Regions from separate parts of the Homo sapiens genome. Here region 2 is linked to region 1. A link is a contact called in ENCODE Hi-C or POLR2A ChIA-PET data. All regions are on one chromosome and are shown on one strand. The core of a region is the stretch at or near the end of the contact, and the rest is flanking DNA. Distances in the headings are between cores, read along the strand shown.

Region 1 (5,200 bases), core at 929-3,428:
AAGATCTGCCTTTTTCTTCCACTCTCCACCTTTTTTTGTTTGTTGGTTTGTTTTTGAGACTGAGTTTTGCTCTTATTGCCCAGGCTGGAGTGCAATGGCGCGATCTTGGCTCACTGCAACCTCTGCCTCCCGGGTTCAAGCAATTCTCCTGCCTCGTCTCCCTAGTAGCTGGGATTACAGGCACCCACCACCATGCCTGGCTCATTTTTTTTGTATTTTTAGTAGAGACAGGGTTTCACCATGTTGGCCAGGCTGGTTGTGAACTCCGACCTCAGGTGATCCACCCGCCTCAGCCTCTCAAAGTGCTGGGATTACAGGCATGAGCCATCATGCCCAGCCCCACTCTCTACCTCTTGTCTCACTTGCTAGATGCTCTGGGATTAGCTAGGTAGGAGGAGCTAGAAGTTGAGAGCTATTTTTTTTCCTTTCTTTCTTTTTTTTTTTTTAACCTAGCCAGTCCTACTCTGCAAAAACCTCCTGTGCAGCAAACATCCAACGGACCAAGTCAGCTCCTTCAGCACATAGCCAGCAGGACATCATGGCTTATGTCTGAGCGTTCCAGAGCACAAACAGAGCCTCAGGTTTGCAAGGATAGAAGGCACCCTAAAGATCAGTTGTTTCACTGCTTCTCTTCTCCTGCTCTTTGAACTTGAATCCTCCCTCTTCATTGGTCTTCCAGGATACATATATGGCAGATCCTTAGGGGATCTCAGTACTTATTTTTTAAAAAAATATGTAAATGAGTTTTTTTAATGATTAAAAAAATTTTTTTCTTTTTCTTTTTTAATTTTCAAAAATTTTCCATAAGTTATTGGAATACAGGTGGTATTTGCTTATGTGACTAAGTTCTCTTTTTAAATTTTTTTTGAGATGGAATTTCACTCTTGTTGCCCAGGCCAGAGTGCAATGGTGCGGTCTCGGCTCACCGCAACCTCTGCCTCCTGGGTTCAAGTGATTCTTCTGCCTCAGCCTCCTGAGTAGCTGGGATTACAGGTATCCGCCACCACACCTGGCTAATTTTTGTATTTTTAGTAGAGACGGAGTTTCACCATGTTGGCCAGGCTGGTCTCAAACTCCTGACCCCAGGTGATCTGCCTACCTTGGCCTCCCAAAGTGCTGGGGTTACAGGCGTGAGCCACCACGCCCGGCCATGAGTAAATTCTTTGGGGTGATTTGTGTGATTTTGGTGCACCCATCACCCAAGCAGTATACACTGCACCATAGTGGTAGTCTTTTATCCCTCACCCCTCTCTGTCTTCCCACAAGTCGTCAAAGTCCATTGTATCGTTCTTATGCCTTTGCATCCTCATAGCTTAGCTCCCACATATCGGTGAGAACTTACGATGTTTGGTTTTCCATTCCCGAGTTACTTCACTTAAAGTATTAGTCTCCAGTCTCATCCAGGTGACTGCAAATGCTGTTAATTCATTCCTTTTTATGGCTGCATAGTATTCCATCATATATATATATATATATATATATATATATATATATATATATATATATATATATATATACCACAGTTTCTTTATCCACTCATCAATTGATGGGCATTTGGGGTGGTTCCACGATTTTGCAGTTGTAAATTGTACTGCTATAAACATGCGTGTGCAAGTATCTTTTTCGAATAATGATTTCTTCTCTGGTGGCACCTTATTCTGTTATGGAGATTTTCTTTGAGTTCTTTTGAGGGCAGGGAACAAATCTTAACCATTGCGTCAACATCAGCCCCAACTCAGAGCCTGAAGCCTTGCAGGAACTCAGTGAATGAATGAGTGAATGAATGAATGCATATTTTTGAGTCCCAAACTGGCTTCCCTGTAGTTTCCATAAGGTAGTCCTTGGGTAATTCAGAATGATTTAAATCCCCTCTCTACAGCATCACCTTTAACTATAAAAAGCTATCCTGTCCTAATTAAGTGTTTCATTCTGATTTGATATATTTTCAAACCCTTAAATGATATTCCCACACATCAGTTACAACCTTTTCTGTTTTAGTTATATAATCACCTCCTAAAGAATGTTCTGCTTTCTGGAAGACATTCAGCTTGAGGGTGGGGTGGAAGTGATTGTGTAACTATTGCAAAAGCCTGTGGTTTGAATCTTTCCAAAAGTCTTATCTCAGCAGCCCAGACGCAGTACTCTGCCAATAGTCACAGCTTCTCTGTTTCCCATTGTGTCATCTGCAGACAGCCCTGACGAGGGCGGAGAGCTCATATGGAAAGCGTCATGGTGTGTTTTAAGTGTAACAGAATATCAAATGGGACTTTTCATGGTGTCTTGAAATTTTATCTGAATCCCCAAAGTTGAGAGCAAGAGGTGATAATTATCCCCAGATTTCTGAATAGGATATTAGCACAGACATATCCATGCAGAAATTATGAAGCGACAGCAAAACTAGTATGGTGATTATCAACCTCAGTCATATCCTCCAGCTGAAAAGGAGGAAGGGGATTAGAAAGTGGCCTTGGGGTAGGGATAGTGTCATGGCATTTCCTGTTCTCTTCCTCTGGGGAAACTCTTGAGAGAGTTCAGGGCTCCTGTGGTGTCCTGGGATTGGAGTAGAGTGGAGGAGGAGAGATTATGAAGGAGTGGGTTTGTGTCTTCCGGCATTTAGGGACATAAATGAATGGAAACTAGGGTTTGCTTCCTGCCTGGTGAGTCTGGAATTTGGGGGGGTGGGTGTTGGTTGAAACCACCAGGGAATCCTAAATGAGAGGGTCATAGTGGAACCTGTTTACACAGCCAGAATTTGTAGTGGTGAGGGCATGCGTTTCCGAGGCACTACAATGGAAAACAGCTGGCCTTGAATCAGAAGTGCTGCCTATGGGGTGAAGGGACTCCAGCAATGAGCTGTTATATGCTGTACTTCTGAGCAGGAGCTGAGAAATTTGCAAGAAACTTCTGGGAGAAGGCTGGGCATGGTGGCTCATGCCTGTAATCCCAGCACTTTGGGAGGCCAAGGTGGGTGGTCACTTGAGGTCAGGAGTTTGAAACCAGCCTGGCCAACATGACAAAACCCTATCTCTACTAAAAATACAAAAGTTAGCTGGGTGTGATGGCGCATGTCTGTAATCCCAGCTACTCGGGAGGCTGAGGCAGGAGAATCTCTTGAACCTGGGAGGAGGAGGTTGCAGTGAGCTGAGATTGCACCACTGTACTCCAGCCTGGGCAACAGAAGGAGACTCTGTCTCAAAAAAAAAAAGAAACTTCTGGGAGAAGTGGGAGAGTGCACTGACTTTGAAGGGAGTTTTTCAGCCAGATGGTCCCCACAGAGAGCCTTCAAAAGCCCCACAAATGCTTCCCATTGGAGAGAGCCAGCATCTGGGCTCCTCCTACTGCAAGGCCATGGTATACTGTATTACAAGAGCATCTGCCACAAAGATATATTTGCCCTTCTTCCCTTAATCCCCCTGCTCCCTGACTGGACCCTGGAGAGCCCAGACACAGCAGAGCAAGAGGGAGCCATGTGAAAGAGTTGGAAGAAGAGCAGACAGTTCCTCCTTCCCATGCTGTAGGTCACCACACCAGGCTGAGACTGCACTGAGTACACGATTGAAGTATTTTTTTTTCTTTCCTTTTATTTTCAGGGACAGGGTCTCATTCAATTGCCCAGGCTGGAGTGCAGTGGTCTGATCATAGCTCACTATAACCTCAAACTCCTAGGCTCAAGAGATCCTTCTGCCTCAGCCTCCTGAGTGGCTAGGACTGCAAGAATGCACCACCATACCAAGCTAATTTTAAGTTTTTTGTAGTGATGGGGTCTTGCTATGTTGCCCAGGCTGGTGTTGGACTCCTGGCCTTAAGCAATCCCCCTACCCTGGCCTGCCAAAGCACTGGGAATACACATATGAGCCACGGTGCCTGGCCTGAAGTTTTTAATAGAAATGTTTAATGAGTTTTCATTCTTGAAAGTAATTTCAAAATCTATGAGATAAGCCCAAGATATTGCCCAGAGCTGGGGAAGGATGCTGTGATGTATCATATTCTGAAGGGGTTATCAGAGAAACATGAAACTGTTTTCTGTTTGTACACTAATGAGCTTAGCTCATTTGATAAACTTAATAAGTAAACAATAATTTTAGGTAAATTCCAGAGAGGCTAGTCCTGAGGAATAGGTGGGCAACACACTATTGTCTAGAACTTTGGTATTATAGACTTGTTTTTAAAGTTTTTGATATTGTTATTTAATTTTTTTAAAGTAATAATCACCTTTATTGAACAGTCACTATGTGCAGGCACTCTGACAAAGTGCATTGCAATATTCTTTCATTTAATTCTAACAATTCTGCAATACAGGAATTTTATCTTTATTCTACAAAAATAAGGAAATTGTATGTCAGAGAAGTTAACCAACTTGTGCAATACAATGATGCTAATAAATAGCAGAGATAGTGTTTAAAAAGTTTTTATTTTGTAATAATTTTATGATTACAGAAAAGTTGCAAAAATAGTACAGTGAGTCCCATATATTCTTCCTTCAGCTTCTCCTAATGTTCACTTCTTATATAACCATAATATAACTACTAAAACTAGGAAAGTAAGTAACATTGATACTTTTTTTTTTTTTGAGACAGTCTCTTCGAGACAGAGTCTGTCGTCTGTCGCCCAGGCTGGAGTACAGTAGCTTGATCTCAGCTCACTGCAACCTCTGCCTCCCGGGTTCAAGCAATTCTCCTGCCTCAGCCTCCCTAGTAGCTGGGATTACACGCTCTTACCACCACTCCCAGCTAATTTTTGTAGTCTTAGTAGAGACAGGGTTTCACCATGTTGGCCTGGCTGGTCTCGAACTCCTGACCTCAGGTGATCCACCTGCCTCAGCCTCCCAAAGTGCTAGGATTACAGGCATGAGCCACTGCGCCTGGCTGATACAATATTATTAACCAATCTATAGACCTTATTCAAATTTTGAGGTTCCTCAATTTTCCTAACGAATGTTCTTTTTGTGGTCAGAATCCAACCTTTGGTCCCACATTACATTTAGTTGTCATGTTTTCATAGTTTCCTCCTAAATCTTTCTTTGCATCATTAAATTTTAAGATTGGGAAGGACATTAAAGGTCTTCTAGATGAATCATCCTGTGGATTCTCAAATACCCTCCATCAAAATCCCTGCTGTTCATTATTCGCACGAAGACACTGCCAGTGGTGGTCTGACCTAAATGGGGCCACCTCCATTAGAAGGTCCACATTTGCTTTCT
Region 2 (5,200 bases), core at 1,640-4,139, 40 kb after region 1:
GAGACCAACACAAAATGATGTGTTGTGAGTGATGCGTTTGATGGAGACCTTACTTCTTTAAGGTCTGTTTTTATTTCTTTCTCATCCTGGGCTTATGGATCATTTATTTTATCCCCCGAAGGCTCAGTCTGATGGTTGTTTTAGAGTACTCTGATAAGATTTTAAATGTCACAGCTCTGTGGAGGAGGAGGCGATTCAAGGTTAATGAGAACCCAGACCACACTGAGTGTAAATCCAGCCTTTGGATTGACAGCCATGGGTGACAGAGACTGGAAATGCCTGTGCACAAATAATGGATGCAGTTTGACCTTTACCTGTTGAAGCAAATGAGCTGACTCATTCTGAGCTAGATAGAACTCTGCTGGGATTAAAGTTTCAGGAAGATCAGCTGGTGATTAAGTTGTGATGGTCAGAGCCAAAGAATCCGAGAGCCAGAAGGGACCTTGAGGGATCTCTTGTGTGTGTGTGTGTATATATATATATGTGTGTGTGTGTGTGTGTTTGTGTGTGTATTACATGTGCATATGCATATATATATTTGTGTATATATAATACATATATGTGTATGTATGTGTATTGCCATCTCATCCCCTCTATGCTTAAGGCATTTAAGCATAGAAGGATTTGCAGAGATATACTCAAGGGATTTGTGAAACCCATGAAATTGTGTGCAAAATGTAGTGTGCATATGTACAATTTTCACCATCTTCTCAAAATAGGTCCCTGTATGGTGGATCGTTTCTTCCCCATTCTTTTTTTTTTTTCTGTTTTCTTTTTTTCTTCCCCATTCTTTATTTACTGTTGAGGAGAAGGAATTTTTATTTTACTCCCCAGAAGCATACAGCATGGGAACATTCCCTCGGCCACCTGGCTCACTCCTCCCGGGGGGCCATTTCTCTGGTTAGGGAAGGAAGTGAGAGTGCTTGGGTCAAGGGGTCTTGCTTCTAAGTGCCTGCTTGGCTCCTCTCCAGCTGCATGGGTGTGTGATCTGTGTGGCTGCACAGGGCACTGTGTTCAGAAGGGCCTCATGCTTGGTTTAATGCCCTGCTGTTGCCCTTTTGAAATTATTAACAACTTTTGGACAAGGGGCCCCACGTCTTCATTTGGCACTGGTCCTTGAAAATTGTGCGGCCAGTTCTGCCTGAGAGGGCATATTGTCATCTGCTCTCCAATAAGGGGAAGGCTCTGCCCTTGCGAGGGGAGGCCTGACGTTTTGGAGGAGTAAATTTCAATTTACAAGGGATGCTTTAGGAAGCCCCTTTGACTATAGAACCAAGGTTTGCTCTCCCCCTAGCTCCATTGGCATGGTGGGTGTTTGAGAGGCAGCATTGCATGGTGGTTATAAGTGTGGGCCACTACTGGGTACAAATCCCAGTTCTGCCACCTTCTAGGTGTACGACCTTGGGCAAATGATTCAACTTCATGTGCCTCAGTTTCCTATCCTGTAAAGCTTGGGTAACACTATTAAATGACTTAACATATCTAAGTACTCATGGTTCCTAGAACATAATGTTATTAATAATAGCTATTATAATTTTATCACCAGGACTCCTGTACCTTACTTATTACTTGATTTGGAATTCAGAAGGGGAAGACAGGGAGTGACTTATGGGGCTCTCTAAAACCTCAGCAGACCCTATGTCTTGAAACAGAGTAAGAACTGCTGTTAGTTTATTTATTTATTTTTTTGAGACAGGTTCTTGCTCTGTCGCCCAGGCTGGAGTGCAGTGGTGCGATCTTGGCTCATTGCAGCCTCTGCCTCCTGGGTTCAAGCGATTCTCCTGCCTCAGCCTTCCAAGTAGCTGGGACTACAGGCATGAGTGACTATGCCCAGCTACACTGTTAGGTGTTTAAAGAAGAGTCTCTCCCTGCCCTCAAGGAGCTTGTAAATTCATAATCTAAAAACTGACACTCTGGGGTAACAGGGGATAAGAACTTTATAAGAGTTAAAAATTAAATCCTTTAGGCTCAGCCAGTGACAGATGAACCCCTCTCATTAAAAGAAGACTCTTTTATCCTGTCTTTGTAACGTCCTCCAAGGGTACATGGATGGGTATTCTCCCTCCCTAGACAATAGCTGCAAGCATGTGTCTGAGAAGATGATGTATTTATAAGAGATTTGGTTTTCAACCCAATAAATCAGGCCCAGTGCAGTGTTCAGGCAGAGCTGTGAGCCTGTGACTGGCTTAGTAATTGTCCAGAATCATCTTGATTGTTCTCTGAACGCTGAAGGGGGATGATTATTCTTTCACAGCATTTTTGACCTCAGGAAGCTTATAGGCTAGTGAGGCAACCAAAATATAGGCAAGGATTAAGCAGGGTGTGCAAGGGGTAGGAACGTGGGCAGGAGAGGGGGTACTTTAGCCAACAGGGAGAGCTTCACAGAGGAGTTCAACTCACCTAAAATAAGAGTAGAGTTTCCATGGCAGACATGTAGGTGCAGAGGGTGTGTGTTTGTGTGCGCACGTGCACGCACAATGTGTGTGTGTGTGTATGTGTGTGTGTAATGAATCTTTTAAGAAAAGAGGAATTTAAAAATATTAATATGCAGCTATAGCTTGTTCTCATGGTGGTGATTGCTTTCATTTCAGACTCATCGGTGCTGTAAATGAAAATCTTAATTTAAATACTCTTCCCAACAAAGACTCCCCTGCCCTTCTTTTCTCCCTAGAATGCCTTTATTTCCTTTAAAACCATCCTTACTTGTGATTCATATCTGATTTAACAAAATTTCTCCCCGGGAGTTTATCTCTGGTAAATAGTTTTCTAGAGGACCACGAAGGCATAAAGATCTGAGAAGCCCCAAATGGCTTTGAAGTGCTCTGAGTGTAGATGCCGTGGGGGGACGTGGGAAGGAAGGAAGGATGACTCAGCAGAGAGAGGCCCGGTGTGAGCAGCAGACAACGCCCACAGCTGAGCCCTCGGCAGGAGGCCACTCACAGCTTTGAAGGCAAGCCTTTGGCTTCTGCGGGGTGGACTTTGTGAAAAGACAAAGAAGAAATGCCTCAAAATAGGTCCCAGATTAGGACTTAGAACAACATCTCTGCTGAAACCCTTTGTCTACGAGTAAAACTAGTGATGGGGCCCTGCTGTACTGAACCTGCAAGAAGTTTGCTAGGTATGAAGGTGTCCTCCGCTAGTGAGGAGACCTCAGTTTTGTCCCTGTGCTGCTGTGGACTTTGTGACTTAGGGCAAGCCCTCTAATTTCTCTGGTCTCAGTTTCCACATCTGTGAAGCGGTGCCCCTGTCTCACAGCAATCCCAAATGAGATGTTTGTAAATTGTCAAGAACTTTGGGTGTTATTTTTCCACCTCATTATAGATTTACTCTACACCATGCAGCATGTTTGGAAGCTACCTGAAAACAGGAAGAAAGTAGACCAAATTAAACAAAAAGCAAAAGAAAAATGGGGATCTCTTTGAAGCCAAATAAGAACTTGGGCAGCTTGTAACTGTGATCACCCCTACAGCCAGAAAGCCTCACGAAAATGGCAGAAGCTCTGTTTAGGGGACCACAGGCCTGTGTCAAAACAGACAGAAATGGTTTCTGTTGAAATTATATATCAGTGCTACAGTAAGGATGCCTGCCTCCCTTCCTCCCTTCCTCCCTTCCTCCCTCCCATTTCTTGTCTGTTATATGATGGGCATGGTGCTAAGAAAATGTAGGAGTTCACAACCCAAAGTGGGGAGAGGTCTTTAAACCTGCCGCCACGACACAAGGCAGAAATAGCTGGAATGGGAGTTGAGGGTTCTAGGTGCAGCTGGACACCAAGGAAGGGGCTCCCAAGACTGATGGTGGCAGTTGAGGAGTTGTTCCTTTCATTTCGGCCTGTTTATTAAGGTTTGAGTTCATATTTTGTTTGCACATGTTTGTTTATTTCTGTATTTACTTTTTGAGATGGAGTCTCACTGTGTCGTTCAGGCTGGAGTGCAGTGGCGTGATCTCGGCTCACTGCAAACTCTGCCTCCCGGGTTCAAGCGATTCTCCTGCCTCAGCCTCTCGAGCAGCTGGGATTACAGGCGTGCACCACCATGCCCGACTAATTTTTGTATTTTTAGTAGAGATGGGGTTTCACCATGTTGCCCAGGCTGGTCTCAAACTTCTGACCTCAGGTGATCCGCCTGCCTTGGCCTCCCAAAGTGCTGGGATTATAGGCATGAGCCACCGCTCCTGGCCTGTATTTGTTTATTCAGTATTTATTTGTAAAGTATTAGAAACTGGCTTTATACTGTAGACCTGGTGGACGATATCTGACCTTCATTTAGCCAGAACATACACGGACACCTGACTTTTTTGAGATCTTTTCTGACAAAACTCTCTCCTTGGTGCAAGATGCAGAGAGGATGCTTCCCTTTGGCCTAAAGTATACAGTGCTTGCATGGGTTTAGGAACAGTTCACCAAACCCTGGTCTTTGTCCCAACATACCCCTGTTCATTTTATGCTAATTCAATTCCCTTCACTTTACTCCAACTCAATTACATTTTTTTTTTGAGATGGAGTCTGGCTCTGTAGCTCAGGCTGGAGTGCGGTGGTGCGATCTCGGCTCACTGCAACCTCCGCCTCCCAGGTTCAGGAGAGTCTCCCACCTCAGCCTCCCGAGTAGCTGGGACTACAGGCGTGCGCCATCACACCCGGCTAATTTTTTTGTATTTTTAGTAGAGACGAGGTTTCACCATGTTGCCAGGCTGGTCTTGAACTCCTGACCTCAGATGATCCGCCCGCCTCGCCCTCCCGAAGTGTTGGTATTACAAGCGTGAGCCACCACGCCCGGCACAATTACATTTAATTCAACTCAATTTGGTTCAGAATATTTCCGAGCATTTGCAAGGCGCTTCAGGTCCAAGGACAACCAAAGCGCGGATCAGTTTCCTGGTTCTGACAGTCTCCATTGTGGCCACTGGGTGGCAGTGTGTCACACGGAATGTTCATTCCGCGGGACTGCCGAGTGGCTCCTCCCCAAGGCCTAAGGCTCAGAGATTGTTGCCTCTTACTTGGATTTATTTAATGTACACTTTCAAATTGAAGCGACAGCTGGTATTATAGCCGTGCGTGTGCAGTATATGTGCTTAATTATACTGTGGAATTAAATTCAAAAGGGTGAGAATGTGGTTACATGTGTATGTTTCCAAAGCCGGTTCGAGTTCGCAGCTTCTGCCTGGGGCTCAGTCAGGGATGAGGAAAGTGGAGAGGAAGCCGAGG

What was found. A loop is a pair of places that touch in the nucleus more often than their neighbours do. ChIA-PET counts read pairs that join two places held with the same protein, here RNA polymerase II (POLR2A). Pooled maps may share reads with other maps.
Region 2: a loop to region 1 is called in a map of endothelial cell of umbilical vein, with 5 times the contacts of the local background. The contact joins two enhancer-like sites. A Hi-C loop is called at or near these places in 3 of 168 maps with a recorded cell type or tissue (CD4-positive, alpha-beta memory T cell, endothelial cell of umbilical vein and naive thymus-derived CD4-positive, alpha-beta T cell), 1 of 37 single-sample maps with no recorded cell type and 2 of 50 pooled maps. POLR2A ChIA-PET finds 5 or more read pairs at or near these places in 2 of 52 experiments (A673 and PC-9).

The regions. Positions count from the first base shown.
Region 1 is chr12:98,437,154-98,442,353 of GRCh38, reverse strand. No RefSeq gene overlaps it. Among named protein-coding and RNA genes, the nearest start is that of TRD-GTC1-1, 64 kb to the left of the region's middle. Within about 2 kb of position 2,178, at least 9 of the 41 ENCODE cell types and tissues checked have a DNase peak (open chromatin) inside an H3K27ac peak, as active enhancers do; they include A673 and endothelial cell of umbilical vein, where a contact is called at or near this core.
Region 2 is chr12:98,397,405-98,402,604 of GRCh38, reverse strand. No RefSeq gene overlaps it. Among named protein-coding and RNA genes, the nearest start is that of TRD-GTC1-1, 100 kb to the left of the region's middle. RefSeq lists a silencer at 997-1,056 and enhancers at 2,792-2,841, 3,052-3,101, 2,554-3,753. Within about 2 kb of position 2,889, at least 5 of the 41 ENCODE cell types and tissues checked have a DNase peak (open chromatin) inside an H3K27ac peak, as active enhancers do; they include A673 and endothelial cell of umbilical vein, where a contact is called at or near this core.